Regions from separate parts of the Homo sapiens genome. Here all the other regions are linked to region 1. Evidence: chromatin loops called from intact Hi-C (ENCODE). Cell type or tissue: A673. All regions are shown on one strand.

The links. A loop is a pair of places that touch in the nucleus more often than their neighbours do. Peaks named below come from ENCODE experiments on the same cell type or tissue, not always from the same donor. Only the 100,000 strongest peaks of a DNase experiment are listed, where the experiment ranks them.
Region 2: a loop joins it to region 1, with 10 times the contacts of the local background. A loop is called at or near these places in 3 of 110 quality-filtered maps.
Region 3: it touches region 1 in a loop (5-fold over the local background); 11 of 110 quality-filtered maps call a loop at or near these places.
Region 4: a loop joins it to region 1, with 7 times the contacts of the local background. A loop is called at or near these places in 98 of 110 quality-filtered maps.

The regions. Positions count from the first base shown.
Region 1 is chr1:64,822,417-64,827,416 of GRCh38, reverse strand. The region is part of intron 11 of RAVER2 (ribonucleoprotein, PTB binding 2); the gene reads right to left. Among named protein-coding and RNA genes, the nearest start is that of RAVER2, 80 kb to the right of the region's middle. RefSeq lists an enhancer at 107-286. In A673, a CTCF peak has its summit at 3,028 (motif pointing right); DNase peaks (open chromatin) are centred at 266 and 3,076; H3K27ac peaks cover 2,397 bases.
Region 2 is chr1:64,359,239-64,364,238 of GRCh38, reverse strand. No RefSeq gene overlaps it. Among named protein-coding and RNA genes, the nearest start is that of CACHD1, 110 kb to the left of the region's middle. RefSeq lists an enhancer at 4,990-5,000. In A673, no CTCF peak of the experiment used is centred here; DNase peaks (open chromatin) are centred at 908, 1,488 and 2,058; H3K27ac peaks cover 4,951 bases.
Region 3 is chr1:64,550,598-64,555,597 of GRCh38, reverse strand. CACHD1 (cache domain containing 1) reads right to left here. Exons shown (of 27, transcript NM_020925.4): 2 at 4,942-5,000. LOC124904195 (a long non-coding RNA gene) reads right to left here and starts at 2,844. Exons shown (of 2, transcript XR_007066150.1): 1 at 1-2,844. In A673, a CTCF peak has its summit at 2,117; a DNase peak (open chromatin) is centred at 4,857.
Region 4 is chr1:64,684,470-64,689,469 of GRCh38, reverse strand. The region is part of intron 26 of CACHD1 (cache domain containing 1); the gene reads right to left. Among named protein-coding and RNA genes, the nearest start is that of RAVER2, 58 kb to the left of the region's middle. In A673, a CTCF peak has its summit at 2,543; DNase peaks (open chromatin) are centred at 1,389 and 2,529; H3K27ac peaks cover 1,898 bases.

The sequences.
Region 1 (5,000 bases):
TATCAGAATGGGCATAACTTCAACGGAGGCCCCTCACCCTCATGCCCCTGGGCAATCCTACTATATCCCCACCCTACCCTGCCCACTGATCTCCACTCCCCTAAGTGACTATTGCAAGCCTTCTCTTTTCTCGAAGCTCCAACAGTACACCCTCATCTTCACTCTCAGCTGATGCTTTGCTTTCTATTTCACCAAGAAAACAAAATCGAAAGAGAAATCTTAAGACGCACAGTGACTAACCCCTGGTGTCTTTACTTACCCTCACTTCCTTGGTGATCTCATCCAATTTCATGCAATTCACAATTATAGCGATTTACAGGAATGCGATGGTTCTCAAATATGTACCTCTAGAGGCCCATAACTCTCCCCTCACCTCCAGACTTGTATAATGAACACCAATAAAGGAACATCTTCACTTAGGGATCTTATGTCTAAAACGTACCCATAAAACTTGCTCCACCCACACAGTCTTACCCATCTCAATCAATAACAAATTCATTTTTCTAGGCCAAAACTCTTGGGGACTTGGCTCCTCTCTTACCCTCGTATACCCCACTGACTCCAGCTTCCAAAAATGTCTCCAGTCCAGCCACATGTCACTGCCTCTGTTGCTTCCAGGCTTGTCCAAGTCAGCATTTTTACTTGGATTGTACCACAGCAGCTCCCTAACTGACCCTGCTATGTTCTACATTCATTATTTAACACAGCAGCTAGGCATGTTAAACTATAAATACAGTCAATTATCCCTCTACTCAAAGCATCCCAGTGGCTTTCTATCTTAGAGTAAAAGCCAAAGTCCTTACAAGGGCCTAAAAGGTCCTAAATTGTCTGTGCCCTCTGCCTCCCCGACCCCACTGTGACATCATCTCCTATTCTCCACTTTGCTCCCTCTTCTTCTGCCCTAAAGGTTGCTTGCTGTTCCTTTAACAGACCAAGCATGTTTCTGCCTCAGTACCTTTGCACTTGCTGTTCCCTGTCCCTGGAATGTACTTTACATAGATATTCATGTGGCATACTCCCTAAAGTTCTGGTCTTTGCCCAAGAATCAGTTTTACTATGAACCCTTCCTTGACCACGTATTTAAACTCCAAGACTTCCCAGACACTCTTTAGCCTCCATCTTATTTTCTCTGCAGCGATCACTATTCCTTTTACTAATTTTTTCCCCTAAATGTAAGTTCCATTCTTATAAGGATTTTGATGTTTTGTTCATTGCCATATCCCTAGTGCCTAGAACAGTCCTGTCATATAGTAGACATTCAGTATATACTGGTTGAATGAGTAAATGAATACCTTTCAAAAAATATTTTCTAAGCATCCATTCCCAGCTCCTTCAGCAAATAGTCATGGGCCATGGTCTCTGACACTCTGACATGGAAAAACTGAACACCGTAATCTACTAGAGCCTACCAAAGCAAAGGTTAATGTGCTTCTCGCTTTGGGCACCTGCCCTCTCGTTAGAATTTCAAATTAGTTGGCTCTTTTAAATGTTGCTCACCAATCCAATCTTTTGCACACATCTACTATGAAACCCATTCTCTATGCAGTCGCTATTTTATTCTTGGATTTTAAAAAGTTAATTTTCTTTTATTAAAGCAAATCTTTTTATTTTCATGTAAATGTAGACTTTCTTTTATCCCATTGATTTCCAAGTGAATGTAGAAACAGAATGTCACAATATCATTTGTTGACTGCCAGTTTTTAATACAATGTATCTTAAGCTCAATTTTTAAGCTCATGTCAATAATTGAACTGGTGGCTAGTTTTCAAAGCCATCGTAAGAATTGGGGAAAGGGGAATCTTGACTATCCCTCAGAAGATTCCTTTGGGATATGTTAATGTCAACAGTGAATTCCATTAGGCTCATCTGCTATCAGTCCAATTAAAGATATTTATTATTGTTGTTCTTCTGAAAAGAATATAAGCATCTAGCAGGTAGCCCTTTAAATACAAAATGAAATTTGTTTTCAGAAAATTCTGCCTCAAGGACTCCTCAGTCTCACCCTTACCTTCAGCCCCACTTCACCTTTTCTAAGTCTTGTCTCTTCAGTGGAGTCAGGTATACGGAGAACCAAAATGGGACTGCACTAGTTCTCCTGAGATCTGAATCAAGCCCCTAATGTCCCTTTCTTATAGCTTCAAGTCCAGCTTTTAGATTTCAGACCTACAGAAACATGAATTAATTTTATCATTATTTCTGCATTAAACATTTTTAAATTTTTATTTAAAAATATAACTTTCTCCCATTGTTAAAAATGTTTCAAAATCAATATGCTTCATTCTGTGACATTAATGATATAATAAAATGTCTCTGTCTGATATATATACATAACAAATGTTTCCAATGTTCATATTCATATTTGCCTCTCAGCTACTTGTCTTTCTTCATATGAATAATGGTTGAGTCCTAACTTTGGATTTAACGATTCATCCCCAAAAAGGTATTGCACAGCACTAATTTTTTTTTTTTTTTTTTTTTTTTTTTGGGAGACAGGGTCTCGCTCTGTTGCCCAAGCTGGAGTGCAATGGCGGGATCTCGGCTCACTAAAGCCTCTGCCTCCCGGGCTCAAGCGATTCTCCTGCCTCAGCCTCCTGAGTATTTGGGATTACAAGCGTGCACCACCACACCCGGCTAATTTTTTGTATTTTCTGTAGAGACGGGGTTTCGCCCTGTTGGCCAAGCTGGTCTTGAATTCTTGACCTCAGGTGATCCACCCACCTCAGCCTCCCAAAGTGCTAGGATTATAAGCATGAGCCACCCCGCCCAGCCGAAATACATTTCAACAGCTTGCTTTCCTTACTTCCAGTTTTTAACCAAAATCACTTTTTAAAAGTACTTTCCAAGTTATTGTCTAGGGTTAATATATAGATAACCTGTGCTCCCATAATTGTTGTTTAAAGTAGGCTTATGTTTTAAAACATATTTTGTATGGTAGGTGTTTGTCACACGATTCGGATCTATCACGGTCCATACAAAAATCCACACAGCATTCATTACATAACACAATGTACTTTTTGGCAAGTCTGTCTGCATTATTTGACCACTGGGTGGCAGCATTAGGCTCCATATGAAAGGACCAAGCATTCATTTTCCAGGTCTTTTGTTCATTTTTCTTTCCTCTTCCCCTCATCACATCATCTCATCATATATTCTGTGGTTGATTCCCTGGAACAGGCAGTCAGCCTCCTGGCAGGGGAGATCCCTGGAATCAGGGTAACACAAGAACACACCGTGCAAGTAGATAACACTGCTGTGCTGCATGCTGGACAACTGCCACATATGGCAAGTGTTAAATGAAAAACAAAAATCAGGCCGGGCGCGGTGGCACATGCCTATAATCCTAGCACTTTGGAAGACCAAGGCAGGCAGATCACTTGAGGTCAGGAGTTCAAGACCAGCCTGGTCAATGTGGTGAAACCCTGTCTCTACTAAATATACAAAAATTAGCTGGGCATGGTGGTGGGTGCTTGTAATTCGAGCTACTCGGGACGCTGAGGCAGGAGAATCACTTGAACCCAGGAGGTGGAGGTTGCAGTGAGCTGAGATTGCATCACTGCCCTCCAGCCTGGATGACAGAGCAAGACGCTGTCTCAAAAAAAAAAAAAAAAAAAAAATCACAACTTACACAGTCATATCAAACAGCTGAAAAACCTCTTACATTTTTCTTTACATTATTGGGACTATGTCAAACTGGAAAGGTGCTTAAGATATATTTTTACCTATTTTAATTAAAAGGGGAAGGGTGAAATGTTTTGTCTTTGACTGATTATAATTAGATGTTAGATTTAGGTGTTTAATAGACATTTAATAAATGGGCTCAAAAGCTTCTCTTTTAAGGTAGACTTCTCCCAACCATTTGACATAGAAGGACCTCAGAATCTGAAATTTCAAACTCAATTTGTACATTCATATTGACAGGATTACATAGCTGACTATAATGCTATTAATAACTGCTAGAGTGTATACTACAAATTTTTAAATAATTTATTTCTGATTTAAGTTTTCCCAATCATAGTTCAAATATTCAAGACATGCAGTTTTTGAGAAAATTCACAGCTCAATGGCAATTCTAATTAATTATTACAACTGACTAGAGAAATGGAAGGGGTAGTCCATTTAAAACTGATTTCTAATTAGACCTAGATCTTGAAAAACTGATCTGATCTGTTTGCTCATAACTAACTACTTTTAGGATCTCTAAAACACTAAATGAAAATGCTATTCTCTGTTTAGTACAGTTGAAGCTTAATTTCTAAAGAGTCCAAAATTTGTTGATTCACAAGGTTCACCAACTTACGAACAACTATCACCACAATTGAATTCTAGAGTATTTTTATCACTCTCCCCTCCCCAAAAAAATCCTGTTAATCATACTCCCCAACTCCTCCTTCCTCCAGCCCCCAATAACCACTATCTACTTACATTCTCTATGGATTTGCCTATTCTGGATATTTCATATAAATGGAATATCATATGTGGACTTTTTGTCTGGCTTATTTCATTTAGCATAATGTTCACAAGGTTCACCAATGTTGTAGCATGGATCAGTACTCCATTCCTTTCTAGTGAATAATATTCCATCACGTGGATATTACCACATTTTGTTTATTCATTCATCACTAGATGGACATTTGGGTTGTTTTCCTTTTTGGCTATTATGAATAATGCTGCTGTGCCAATGCATGTACACATTTGTGTACAGACACAAGTTTTCAATTCTCTTGGATACACCTAGGAGTCAAATCCTGGGGCCATCTGGTAATTCTATGTTTAACATTTGATGAACTGCCACACTCTTCCAAAGCAGCTGCACCCTTTTACATCCCACCAACCCCCAGCACTGTATGAGGATTCCCATTTCTCCACATCCTTGCCTACATTGCTATGGTTCATTTTTCTTCATTCTCTTTTCTTTCAGTTTCTCAGACTGGATAATTTCAATTGACCTACATTCTAAGTTTGTTGATTCTTCTGCCTGCACAAATCTACTGCTGTGCTGT
Region 2 (5,000 bases), 460 kb after region 1:
AAACTTGTTGGTATGAGAGAAATAAACACACAATATAGTGGGGAGCACAGAGAGGCACCCCTTACAATTCAATAACTTTAAATATATCCCAACTTAAAGTAATTAACTCTGTCTTCACCAGAACCCATACCTCAAGAAACTAAAAGCAGTTGACATGTGAACTATGGGGACCTGACCTGACATGTGAACTATGGGTTGTTCAAGGCAACCCTCTGCTATAAAGTCCCTGCAGATCTCTTTGAAGGCCAGGTGAAAAAGCAAAGCCCTAGAATGAAATTCAGAAGAACTGTAATTTTAGTTCTGATTCTGCCTCTAACTGTATAGCCTTAGGCAAGTCACTTGGTTTCTTCATGCTTCTGTGAAACAAGCACTTAGAATGAAAAAAGGGAGAGGGGTTGGCACCCATGACAGAACAAAAGAGTCTCAGAGGCAGACATTGGCAGTACCCAAGCACTATTCAGACAGGGAACCTTTGCCAAAGGACATCTAGCAGGCAGTTCCTAGTCCTGGTGGTACACAAGCATATATTAGCCCAGTAGTTCAAAATTCAGATTTTTTATTAAAATCACCTGGGCAGATTTTGAAGATAAACCTGTGCCCAGGCTGAAACCTAGAATAATCAAATCAAACTCTTTGGGAGTTGAGAAACACTGCTTTAGCCTGCTGTCAATGGACATTGAATGCCTCACTTCTGATTTCATGCTCACCAAGCAATCTTCTCTGATTAACATTTGGCTGCCCACACAGATTCGTTTAACAGGGATAAAAATGTGTGGGTTAAAATGACTTTGAATATTCTTGGTCCCTGTGGTATTTCTAAATCACACTAAGTTCATGAATTGGCATTCTCTTTTCCATACCCCCATTCCATGAGCAGAGTTAATGTGAGTCAGGTCCTGAGAGCTGGACCATCTGTCAGTGTGGGGACACATCGGGTAAGTAAGCTGGCAAGGCTTGGACCAGAATCTGGGCCTTGGAGAGCTCATCAAGCTAATGAATACCAAGCGGTTAGGCCTCTCAAGAGGTGGGCTGCTACTGTTCCCACGAGAAAAGTGTGTGTGCCCATTAATTGCTTTGTGCATGGGTAGAGCTAGTGAGTGTGCCTTACCCTCCCACAACTTAAGGCAAGATTTCCATTTCTATTTCTCTTATTCCTTATGTAAACAATCTTTTTTTTTTAAATGAAGGCTTGAACCACTTAATCTAGGTTGGTGTGAATGTAACTGTGGTTTTTGCCATAATATATATAATATATATTATATAATTATATAATTTTTATATTACATATTGCTTATATTATATATATATAAATAAAATATAAGGTTCTTCCCCTGCAGTTACCATCTACAATTGGTTTCAGTATTTCTAAAGAGGATTCTCATGCACTTCTGAAAGGAGTTTGATTCTCTCCAGAATTTTCCCAAGTCATTTCACAGTGTTCTCTAATAAACGCTGTCTTTTTAAAAAGAAAATAAGCATGGCGTTTTGTCCTCAAACTGGCCACCCACTGTCCTACTGAGTCAAAATATATTCATGAAATACAGTTGTATTTTGCAGAGGTATAATTCACAGAATTCTCAAGGATAGATATATCTGGAGAAATTGTATCCCAAATAAAATTCAAATTTCTCACTCTTCTCAGAATTTATTATTGTCCAAGAGTGGCCACAGGCTGAGCAGGTTTTTCCTGCCAGATAATATAGTTATCTTTTTTTTAAGTTGTGGTAAAATGTACATAAACATTGATTATACCACTGTAAACATTTTTAACTGTAGTGGTTAACAGAATTAAGTACATTCACAGTGTTGTGTAACCATCACCACCATCCATCTTTAGAACTTCATCTTCCCAAACAGAAGCTCTATACCCATTAAAAATCTTCATTCTTCTCTCTAGTAAGCCCTTGGCAACCATCATTCTACCTTTTGTCTCTATGAATTTGACTACTCCAGGTACCATATTTAAGTGGAAACTTACAATATTTGTCCTTTAGTGACTGACTTGTCTTTAAGATTCATCTATGTTATAGTATGTGTCAGAATTTCCCTTCCTTCCTTCCTTCCTTCCTTCCTTCCTTCCTTCCTTCCTTCCTTCTTTCCTTCCTTCCTCTCTTTCATCTTTCTTTGTTCTCACCCTGTCGCCCAGGCTGGAGTGAAGTGGCACGATCACGGCTCACTGCAGCCTCAACTTCCTGGGCTCAAGCAATCCCTCCTCTTCAGCCTCCCAAGTAGCTAGGACTGCAGGCATAAGCTACCATGCCCAGCTAATTTTATTTTATTTTTTTAGAGACAGGGTCTCGCTATGTTGCCCAGGCTGGAAATTTTCTTCTTTATTTAAGGCTGAAGAATATTCTGTTGTATGTATATATCACATTTTGTTTATAAATTCATCCGTAGATTGACATTTGGACTTTTCTACCATTTGTCTATTGTGACTATTGCTGCTATGAACGTTGATATACAAAGGTTGAGTCTTGCTTTTAATTCTTTTGGTATATACCCAGAAGTGGAGTTGCCGGATTATATGGTAATTCCATGTTTAAATTTTTTAGGATCTGTCATACTGTTTTTCAGTGACTTCACCATTTTACATTCCCACCAGCAACGCACAAGGGTTCCATTTTCTCCACATCCTTGCCAACACGTGTTATTTTCTGTTTTCTGACAATAATCATTCTAATGGGTGTGAAGTGGCATCTTGTGGCAGTTTTGATTTGCAGTTCCTTTATGATTAGAAATGTTGAGCATCTTTTCATGTGCTTATTTAGCCATTTGCATATCTTCTTTAGAGAAATGTCTATTCAAATATTTGCTCATTTTTGAACTGGGTTATTTGTGTATTTGTTGTTGAGTTGTAAAAGTTATTTAGATATCCTGGATATTAATCCCTTATCAGATATGTGATTTGCAAATATTTTCTCCCATTCTGGTGGGTTACCTTTTTACCTTGTTGATGGTATTCTTTGATGCACAGAAGTTTTTAATTTTGATAGTGTCCAATTTATCTATTTTTTTCTTTTGTTGCTTGTACTTTTGGTTTCATATCCAAGAAATCATTGCTAAATCCAATACAATGAAGGTTTTGCCCTATGTTTTCTTCTAAGAATTTTATAGCTTTAGCTCTTATGTTTTGGTCATTTTTATATATGGCAGAAACTAAGGGTTCAACTTCATTCTTTTGCATGTGGATATACAAGTTTCCCAACACTATTTGTTGGAAAGACTGTCCTTTACCTATTGAATGGTCTTGGCCCCCTTGTTGAAAATCATTTGACCTTAAGTGGGAGGATTTATTTCTGGGCTTTCTATTCTATTTCATTGCTCTGTATGTCTGTCTTTATACCAGTACTAGACTGTTTTGATTATTGTAGCACTGCAGAAAGTTTTGAAATCGGGAAATGTGAGACCAATATTGTTTTTTTTCAATGTTGTTTTGGCTATATGGGGTCCCATGAGATGCCATATGAATTTTAGGACGGGTTTTTCTATTTCTGCAAAAACATCATTGAAATTTTAATAGGGATTGCATTGGATCTGTATATCACTTTGCATAGTGGTAACATCTTAACACTAGTAAGTTTTCCAGTCTATGAATGTGGGCTGTCTTTCCATTTATGGGTGTCTTCTTTCATTGCTTTTGGCAAAATTTTGTAGTTTTGAGTTTATAAGTCTTTCGCTTCCTTGATTGTTTGTTTCTAAGTATTTTATTCTTTTTGATGGTACTGTAAATAGAATTGTTTAATTAATTTCCTTTTTTTGGTTGTCTATTTTTGGTATATAGAAATGCAACAGATTTTTGTGCATTAATTTTTTATTCTGCAACTTTGCTGAGCTTATTTATTCTAACAGTTTATATTATGTGCAAACAATAACAGCAAATGTATGCCATTTTTGTTTTTTCTTTTTGGACACAGGGTCTTGTTATGTCACTCAGTTGGAGTGCAGTGGTGTCATCACAATTCACTGCAGCCTCAAATTCCTGGGCTCAAGTGATCCTCCTGCCTCAGCCTCCCATGTAATTGGGATTACAGGCACGTACCACTATACCTGGCTAACTTTTTATATTTTGTAGAGATGGGGTCTCACTATGTTGCCCAGGCTAGTCTTGAACTTCTGGCCTCAGATTATCTTTCCTCTTTGACCTCCCAAGAGCTAGAATTACAGGCATGAGCCACCATGAATGGACATTGTTTTTCTTTTAACTGAGGACACAGCTATGAAACAGAAATAATTGATCCCTTTTTCTTTTCTCTCTCTCTCTCTGTGTGTATGTGTGTGTGTGTGTGTGTGTTTCAGATAGAGTTTTACTTTTGTTGCCCAGGCTGGAGTCCAATGGCATGATCTTGGCTCACTGCAACCTCAGCCTCCCAGGTTCAAGCGATTCTTCTGCCTCAGCCTCCCGAGTAGCTGGGATTACAGGCGCCTGCCACCACGTCTGGCTAATTTTTGTATTTTTAGTAGAGATGGGGGTTTCACTATGTGGCTAGGCTGGTCTGGAACTCCTGACCTCAGGTGATCCGCCACCTCAGCCTCCCAAATGGGATTACAGGCATGAGCCACCACGCCTGGCCCTCTTTTTCTTTTTTATGAACAATTAGCTGTGAAAATGCTAACCTTTAATGAGTCCCTACCATGAGCCATATTTAAAGTTAAGAATTTGCACCATGACCCTGTGAGGAGGGTATTGTTATACTCACTTTATAAATGAGAAAACTAAAGACTCAGAGGTGAAACTGATTCTAAAAGACTATTTAAAATACAGGTCATCTGTCTGGGTTAGGCCAAGGGAACAGTCTCAAAGTTAAAACAAAAGAGGGCAGCTACCATGATGCAAGCCAGGGAAGCTGGGAGGAAAAATACTTTAAGCCAGTGAAGAGGTGAGAATTCTTGTACCAAATGTGAACTACTTGTTCCCAGAAAATTCACTGGCTTAAGACTAGAATGAGACCATTTTAGTCTTGATACAAAACATGAAAGCAGCTGTCAGGCAACGGTGTTAA
Region 3 (5,000 bases), 270 kb after region 1:
ACTACAAAAATTACCCGGGCATGGTGGTGGACTCCTGTAGTCCCGGCTCCTCGGGAGGCTAAGGGCAGAAGAATCCCTTGAACCCAGGAGGCGGAGGTTGCAGTGAGCTGAGATCGTGCCACTGCACTCCAGCCTGGGTGACAGAGCAAGACTCCATCTCAAAACAAACAAACAAACAAAAAGAAGTCTTAAGTGAGAGAGGCAGAAGTTTTAGAAGGCAGTATAGGAGAATATCTTTATGTCTAAAGATCGATTTTTTAAAAAACTGAGTTAAAATTAAAACGTTAATTCTTTAAAAGATAAAATGAGGCCAGCTGCAGTGGCTCATGCCTGTAATCGCAGTACTTTGGGGAGGGCAAGGATGGTGGATTGCTTGAGCTCAGGAGTTCAAGACCAGCCTGGGCAACGTGGAGAAACCCTGTCTCCACAAAAAATACAAAAATGAACTGGGCATGGTGGTGCCTGCCTGTGGTCCCAGCTATTTGGGAGGCTGAAGCGGGAGGAATGCTTGAGCCCCAAAGGTGGAGGCTGTAGTGAGCTGTGATTGCACCAAGCACTCAAACTGGAGTGACAGAGCAAAACCCTATCTCAAAACCAAACAAAACATAAAAACAATAAAATGAGATGAAAAGACAAGGAAGGCAAAAACTAAAAGGACTTATTTACGAATCATAAATCTGCACAGCAACCTAATATGGTAACTACCAGCCACATGTAGCTATTTTATTTAAAATTTAATTATCAGTAGCTCTAGACACATTTCAGTTACTCGGTAGTCATACATGGCTGGTAGCTACTCTACTTGCCCTAATATGGAACATCATCATCTCAGAAAGTTCTCTTTGGACAGCACTGATCTAGAACATATACAGCATTTTTAAACTTCTAAAATAAACAACTAAAAAACTGGACAAGGAGCATTCATAGATATTTGACAAAACAAAACCACAAAAATTTACTATAAGCATGCAAAAAGGTGTTTCAACTTCATTAGTAATCAGAGCGAGGCAAATGAAACTCGCCTGATACCATTTCAGACACCCCACATTTGGCAAAGGATTAAAAATCAGACAATATCAGATATTAAAGGAGATGCAGATAAGCAAGTGACCCATGACAGCCACTGTGGAAGCAGTCTGGCATTATTCAGTCATGTTGAACACTGACACCCAGCACTTCTACTCTAGAGAAGTGATTCTCCACCTGAGCTGAATAGTGTCACCTGCCCCACTATTTAGGGCAGTGGTGTGTGGAGACACACATACAACACACAGTTCTACCATCATTAAGTTGGCAGGAGGCCAAGGATAATAAAATTCCTGCAATTAAGGGAATTATTCCTTCTGTACTATGTACGGAGGTATGAACAAAAATCAAAACATTAGAATAAAATTTTAAAAATTAGCCAGATTTAGTGGTGTACATGTAGTCCCAACTACTCGGGAGGCTGAGGCAGGAGGATTGCTTGAGCTCAGGAGTTTGAGGCTGCAATGGGCAATGATCGTGCCACTGCACTCCAGCCTGGGCAACAGAGCGAGAACCTGTCTCTTAAAAAACAAAACAACAACAAAATTAGAAACAGCCCAAACAATGTCAGCTATAAAATGGATACATAAATTGCATATAATGGAATACCACAGAAATGGAAATAAATGACCCTTAATTACAGATGTCAACATGGGTGCTTCTAATGAATATGAAGCTGAGTGAAACTAGCAAGATATGTGAATATAAACATATGCTTAAAATTTATATAAAGAACAAAAATAGCCAAACACAAAATTAATTTGGGGATAAGTACATATAAAACAAATCAAAACAAAAAAATGCAAGGGAATTGCTAACAAAAAATTAGGATAAGGCTACCTCTGAGAGGGAGAGAGGAAGATATTCTCTTTGGAAGGTCATACAAGGGCCTTCTAAGTTTGGTAATGCTTCATTTCTTTAGCTGGGTAGTAAGTTAAGATGTTCATTTTAATATATTTATTTATATGTATGTTTTACACGTCTCCATATATTTGATAAATTTCACAACTGTTTTAAAAGCCAGCTTAATTACCTACTAGCTGGGATCCGTGGCCTTTCTGAACATTGCTAATAACAATACTGCCACCTACCTCATGGAGTTGTTCTGAAGTTCAAAGGACATAGAAGTGTGAGTGATTGTGATGGCGGATATTTTACAGAATAGGAAACATACGAGGTAAACATGTCCCTAAAGATTTCATTCTGGGTACTGTCCAGGACCACAGAGTCTAGAATGTCTAAGCAGTTATTTAAGTCAAGAAGGTACTGAAGTGTCTGTGTTCTCATTGTAGAATGAGAAATCCCGTGTTCAATTCAACCCATGGGAGAACCATCATAATGAAGTGATAGCAAATTTTTCAATAAATGCGTAAATATGAGCTTTTATTGTTATGTTGTTGTAATAATGACCACAGTACTGAAAGGATCTGGAAATCATGTCACAGAAGAAGAAATTATTTAAGACCTGTTTATACTAAAATTTAGGCTAAATGATAATAACAACGACACAACTGTCCTCATTTTTGGGATAAACAACAGACACAGATCTATTTGTTAAGTGTTCTTCCAGAGGATGGAGTGGAGAGACTGGAGGAATTTAAAAGTCAGTACCCTTCTGGTTCAAATAAAAAAGAACTTTTTGACAATCAGTAATAAGACACACAGAATAGATTGTACGATAATTCCCTTGCACTTGAATTATTCAGATAAAGACAGTTTAGCAGAGACTCCTGTATCTGATGAAAACATGTATTTTAAAAATAAACTATGTTAAATTAAAAATACAGATAATAGGCTGGGCACAGTGGCCCATGCCTGTAATCCCAGCACTTTGGAAGGCCATGGCAGGAGGATTGTTTGCGCTGAGGAGTTTGAGACCAGCCTGGGCAACATGGCAAGACCTCATCTTTACTAAAAACAACAACAAAAAATCAGCCGGGCATGTGGGCATGTGCCTGTAGTCCAAGTTACTTGAGAGGCTGAGATGGGAGGATCACTTGATCAAGCCTGGAAGATAAAGGATGCAGTGAGCTATGATCCCACCACTGCACTCCAGCATGGGCGACAGAGCAAGATCCTGTCTCAAAAAAAAAAAAAAAACAAAACAAAATAAAAGTACAAATAATAAAACTTTCTGTCATATTTATTTCAAAAGCTAGCTGTCCTGCTTGATATCCATCAACTACAAATAACTTATTTTACCTCTTGGAGCCCCAATTTCCTCATCTGTAATAAGATATCTTTCCTTCAAGGTTATTTGGTAAAAATCAATGTGATATACATGGAAGTTGCCTAGCCCTGATGTTCCATAAGTGCTCAGTCAGCAGGTATAATTTCTAAAATTATTGTTAAAGGCTTCTAAACTTGTTCCTAGCTAGATAAATAAAAAATGACATCAGTGCAAAGGGGGTGGGGGGAAAAAACTTTCACATTTGACAACAGCCTAAGTAAGAACTTGTATCTGTTACTTGAAGGAAAGTGGCAAAACTGATATCCCTGGATCAGTTTCTTTAAAATGTTATCAAATGGCCTCTGGTCTCCCAGAAAGTTTCCTTGAACATGCTTCGTTCAGAAATCTTCGCCCACAAAAAATCTCTTAAATTTCACGACCATAAAGAACTTTCTAGTTTGCTGAAATAAAAATAAGACAGGAATTATGAAGATAAGACTTAGCACAGCAAACTACATCCTATTTACTACAATAAATAAATACTCAGGCCATCAGCTTTTAAAAATATCTAAAGCTAAGAAAAAGAACATACATATACATGACTATTTATATCCTCTATATTTAACCTGCAGAAACTCAATCTTTAAAAACTCAATGTCTATAAACAGGAAATGCTGCACTTCAAGATTAAACCACGGTAATTTATTATAAGTAAATAAGTATCCTACAAACAACTTTACTATAAGGACACTTGCAAATGTCAAGCTGTTCTCCATGAACATAATAATGGCGGAATCTCAGAGAGTTCAAAATCGTATGCAGTTTACTATAGTTATCTTTCTATTCTGTGGAAGCAGTCTGCTACACTCTGGTTTTTAGCTTGGTTCTGTTTTTTACTTGAGTTTCAAACCTAGCTTCAAATTACTAGTTGATGGTGTTGATGGTCACATACTGTAATGAAGTTGGTGGATTCGCTGAAATTAAAACCAACTCCTATTTACCACCCTTCTTTTCAAGCACAGATCAATTATTTACGACCAGGTTCATCAACACTATATTTTAGGAGGCAGTTCATCTGAAGCCAGCTATAAATAAAGTAAATAGAATCTGACCTCAAAACTTCTTGACTCCACAGAGAACTGAAAGAAGATGGGAGGGGAGAAGCAAAGGAAAAAAAAAAAGAGGAAAGAAAAAGAAAAGAACAAAAGAAGCCAACATCCAATGAGCTGCTTCTATGCCAGAATTACAATTTTATTTCATTCTTGGTCAATTTGTCATCATTTAATTCTCACAACCCCATAAGGCAGTATTATGTTCCTCTTATTTAAGATTGAGAAACTGCAGCTCAAAAAGGCTAAATTGCTTACTGGGGCTACAAAATAAGGAGGAAAACCAGAATTTGACGTGGGGTCTGTCTGATTCCAAAGCCTGGACACTTATTTTCTACATCAGATAAAATAATTTTCAGTGTTTTTAGGTGTGAGTCATTTAGGAATTTTTAAAACAAAAAGGAATTAAATAGTTCCAAATTATAGCGTGGATAGCAGAAAACCATGCATATAAGTTTTTAACCGCCTCTAAGAATCTGAAGTGTAAGGTTGTCACCATTATGCATGAGATGCACGTGAAATTATACAGAGAGAAAGAACAGGAAACCTCAAGTGGAGATTGCTTGGAAAGAGTGACGAAGCCACATCTAAAAGCAAGACAAAGACAGGGAGTGTCAAGTACTCATTGCCTCTTACCTGCTGTACTTCACTTTCTCCATTTGAGATTTTCTCAGTGTAAACAAAGGAGTTGAATA
Region 4 (5,000 bases), 140 kb after region 1:
CTAGGGCAGTGGGATTGGACAGATTTAAAAGCTATCTCAGTGGTGGAGGCAAGAGAAATTGGTAAGTCATCAGATGTGGGGGACTGTGGGGGTGAGGAGTAGTGAAAGGTGACTACAACTTCAAGTTATAAGGATAAGAAAGGACAACTCACAGATTGAGTCTCAGGAAAGAAGACACATTTTGTTTATGCACAGCTTGATTTTGAGACTCTGTTGGTCACATATGTGGAGATGTCTAGCCAGAATCTCAGAAGTGTCATCTGCAAATTCAGGGCAGAAGAGGAAGTGTTCACTGACATATGTGTCCACCATAAGCATGGTCGGGCCTGGTTAGTACTTGGATGGGAGACATGTGTGTCCACCATGACTGAGTGCCTTCTTGGTGCCAGGTGCCAGGCTAGAGGCTGGACAGGAAAGGGCTAAGGTGAGGCCTCAGCTCCTGAGAGGCCTACCTTAGGGCAAGAAGGGGAAACACCCATGTGCTAAAACAGAGGCACACAAAAGGAATTCCAAAGCCAATGGACTTGGCTTAGATCCTTGAGGTGACAATTGGGTAGACCTGATGGGAGAAAAGGGGCTAAGTAGGTAAAGACAGGGGTGTAAAGGTACCTCCAGCAGGGCCCAAGCACATGCAATGGTACAACAGCTGGAAGGGCTCTGGTGGCTTCTGGGAATGGTGAAAGCTTGGTGCTGGGGGTTGGGGCGGTGGGAGATGGCACTGGACAGATAGGCTAAGACCAGGTCAAGAAGGCTGGCTGAAGCTATGAGCTATGATCTAGTAGTGGACAGTGGGAGTGGTCAGGGGGCAATGGGGAGGCTGGACAGAAGGAAGGTGGGATCAGAGGCTCAGAGGACAGGGTGCTGGAGCATGGGCCTCGAGGAGATGGCAAGGACATAAAGTAGGGCAGTCGCAGTGTGTGGACTGTTCAAGTGCACAGTAGGCTGGATTTGGTGACCAAATGGACTTGCCTGGTGAAGATGCCAGGGAGCTGACATCCTTGGAAAAGGTCGAGGTTTCTAGGTTCAGATACTGAGCAAATAGTGATGCCCTTACCCAGGATTAAGAGACCAGGAGCCAGAATAGGTTTCTCAGCTTTAGCAGTGCTAAGTCTGGAGTGTTAGATTGGGTGCTAGGCTCCAGAATCTAAGTCACAAACTGCTGTGCATATTAAAACCACCTTATGCTATACATGTAAAGGATTAAAGTAGAAAACAGGATTTTAGCAAAATCCCAGTGATTATTCAAACACTTCCTGGATAGCTTCCCGTCTCTGCTCATTTACAAGCACCCACACACTAACTGATAATTCATGTTAGCATTCGAGGTGTTAGATTCATGGTGGCCCTTCTGCTTGGCTCACCCTCCCACCTTCCTCATCTTGCTATTGTGCCTCATGCTTCAGTTGGAAAGTCTTCTCTGGGAAGCTTTCCCAACCTATTTCCCCCACCCACCTCCAGTCCTGCCAGCCCACATGGGGGCTGGTGCTCCTTCTGTGATTTTACATGCATTCTGTGCACATCTCTTATATTTTGCCATATTATAATAAAAAATATAAGGCTATCTATTCATTAGCAAATTCTTTCTTAAATTGTAAGTTCCTGTTTATCTTTGTATCCCTAGTATTTAACACAGTGACTCACACAAAGCAGGAACTTAAAAACAACTGCTGCCCCACCCCCCACCAACGCACACTATACTCTCAAAGCAACAGCATCAGTGAATTTTGTAGTTACCTGTGGCTTTGCCTGGTACAACATTCACTAGTCTCATCTAATAATGCAGACATTCTAGGATACACTGGACTCTGTCCATGGGTTATGACAGAGTCCAGTGACACTCTGAACCTGGCTGGTCACAGGTCCTGGGTTCACATCCAGGACGGTAGTGATGGTGCAGCTGTCTCCAAGGCAACTCAGGAGGGCACCCATCTCTTCATCTCAGGATGGCACCCCCATCTCTTCTGCTACTGCTTTCTGATAGGAACCTCAACAGAGGTGCTTTCAGAGTAAAACTCTCATACTAAGGGCATTCCATTTAATTTCCTTACTATGATACCATTGCTCAACTCCTCTGTAACTTCCTCTTATTTCAATCATTAATGGAAATCTGAAGAGGTCAGGGGAGAAGGGAATAGCAAGTTGTGGAAAAGCAGGAGAAAGACAAACACATTTTCGTATTCAACAAATTAATTGTTTACTCAGTGCCAGGCAGTTCTGCTGAGCACTGGGAAGGGTGATGAATTAAGACAGACATAGTCCCTGACTCATGGAGGAAGACGCACTATTTGAAACACAAAGGATATTTGCAAACACTTTCAAGGAAAAATTTATTTACTATCCAAAGGCTTATGTAGCAAAGTGTCTGCAAATACAATCTCAAGTGGGAAATGGGCTTTAGAAAGGAGGTCAGGCATCTATCAAAAAGAGCCGAGATTAGGTTTTTGTTCTTTGACAGTCTGCTTATATATTTATCTGATAGTTCCTAAGAAACTTTGTTTGATTATAAGGGGTGTGACGTCCCTCTGGGGACTCACTCACCATCTCGTGGCCACAGAGAGTAACTGCAGGAGAATGTTTGTGCACCTCTAGAAAATGGTCTTACGTTCATCTACAAAGTTTTTTGACCAGGTTTTTAAGGTTCAGCATTTGCTTTTTAAGTATTTTGGAATTTGCCACAAACTAGGGAGAAATCTTCCTCTACAAAGAAAAAAATGTTGCCTAATATACACTTACATAAAGTTTCTGATGAGATAGTAACCAAAATACAAATTCACAAGGAACAAATAACGTACAGGTGTTTTTTGACTTAAAAATAAGCCAATAGATGATTGGACAGAACATGATATTTTTAAGAGAAATGGGCAAAGCAGATAGATAGTTGAAAACACACACAGGTAGTAATTGTTTCTAACCTCCACTTGTGAGGGTAACACTGCTGAAAATCAATCATTCTAAGTGGTCTTAGACTATGGGCCAAAATGATTCTACTTTCAAAAAACATTCTCAATTGGAGTAGTTTTTCTTAAGATACAACAATTAAAATTAGATTCTTTTGAAAAACGAAATTCTGTTGGCCACATAAAATATTTCTAAATAAAAATACACCCTAAAGTTTCTAAGTTTAGTTTGGTAACATTCAATTTTCATTCAATTCTAGGATCACAACTCTGAACTCATACCATGAGAGCCGAGGCCGTTGTGTAGTCATGTATTTATAGACTTAATTCTTTTGAGTTTCCTTTTGTGTAACACACTCAAGGATTCACATGGAAATACGCTTATCAGGGAGCAGAGAATCATGACGCCACAATCCTACCAGTTCAAGGGCCAGTCAATGCCATGTTCCTCCATGGGGTTTCCCATAATTTACTCGCAGATAAAAGTGAACTCTCACCCCTTTCCTTCTTTGTTTTACTCTTTTAAGGAAGCTGTCATATTCCACCTTTTATCAAGCATATGAATACATGCATTCATTTATAGCTTCCTCCTAGACTGTAAATTTCTTCAGGGCAGGGTGGGCACAGAGGTAGGGAGGTCAACCCTGAGCACCGTGCCTATCATATGTCATTTCATTTCATCCTCATTGCAACTCCACCCAGCATTTTTTTTTTCTTTTTTTTTTGAGACAGCCCTGTCTCAAAGAGCTCAAAGAGTTCTTGGCTAGAGTGCAGTGGTGCTAACATGGCTCACTGCAACCTTGACCTCCTGGGCTCAAGTGATCTTCCCACCTCAGTCTCCCGAGTAGCTGGGACTACAGGCACGTACCACCATGCCTGGCTAATTTTTTTATTTTGTAGAGACAGGGTCTCACCATATTGCCCAGACTGCAGTAAAAATTTTTAATCCTACCTTAAGTGTTAGGAAACTCAGGTCTAAGGTAGCTCACTAAGGTCTCAACAGCTTGTGGAAAAAAAAGGGGGAGAAGTAGGCTTCAAAGTGAACTGGCTTTACCCTATCTCCTAAGCTCTTCCTCTACACCAAGCTGTCTTGAGGAAGTAACAACTCCCATCTGTAGCCCCCTCCACCTCCACAGTGTACAAGGGTACAGTCATGTCTTGTGTAATGACAGAGATACATTATGAGAAATGTGTCCTTAGGTAATTTCATCATTGCACAAATGTCACAGAGTGTACTTTCACAAACCTAGATGATACAGCCTACTACACACCTCGGCTATATGGCATAGCCTATTCTTCTAGGCTACAAACCTGTGCCACATGTTACTGCACTGAATACTGTAGGCAACTAAAACACAATTGTACACAATACTGTAGGTAATACTATAGGTATTTATATATCTAAACATAGAAGAGGTACCAGAAAAATACCGTATAAAAGATTTTTTAAAATGGTACACCTGTGGCCGGGCGCAGTGGCTCACGCCTGTAATCTCAACACATTGCGAGGCTGGGGTGGGCGGATCACCTGAGGTTGGGAGTTCGAGACCAGCCTGACCAACATGGAAAAACCCAGTCTCTTCCAAAAATACAAAATTAGCCGGGCATGGTGGCATGTGCCTGTAATCCCAGTTACTTGGGAGGCTGAAGCAGGAGAATCGCTTGAACCCAGGAGGTGGAGGTTGTGGTGAGCCGAGATCGCACCATTGCACTCCAGCCTGGGCGACAAGAGCAAAACTCTGTCTCAAAACAAAAAACAAAAAACAAAAAACAAAAAAGGTACACCTATATAGAGCACTTACCATAAATGGAGCTTGCAGGATTGGTAGTTGTTCTGTGTGAGCCAGTGAGTGACTGGTGAGTGAATGTGAAGGCCTAGGACATCAGTGTACACTACTGTAGACTTTATAAACACTATATATTTAGGCTACTCTAAATTTATTAAACTTTTTTCTTTCTTCAATAATAAACCTTTGCTTACTGTAACTTTTTTGCTTTATAAACTTTTAAACTTTTAAAACTTTTTGACTATTTTGTAATAACAGGTTAAAATACAGACACATTGTACAGCTGTGCAAAAATATTTCCTTTTGTTATATCCTT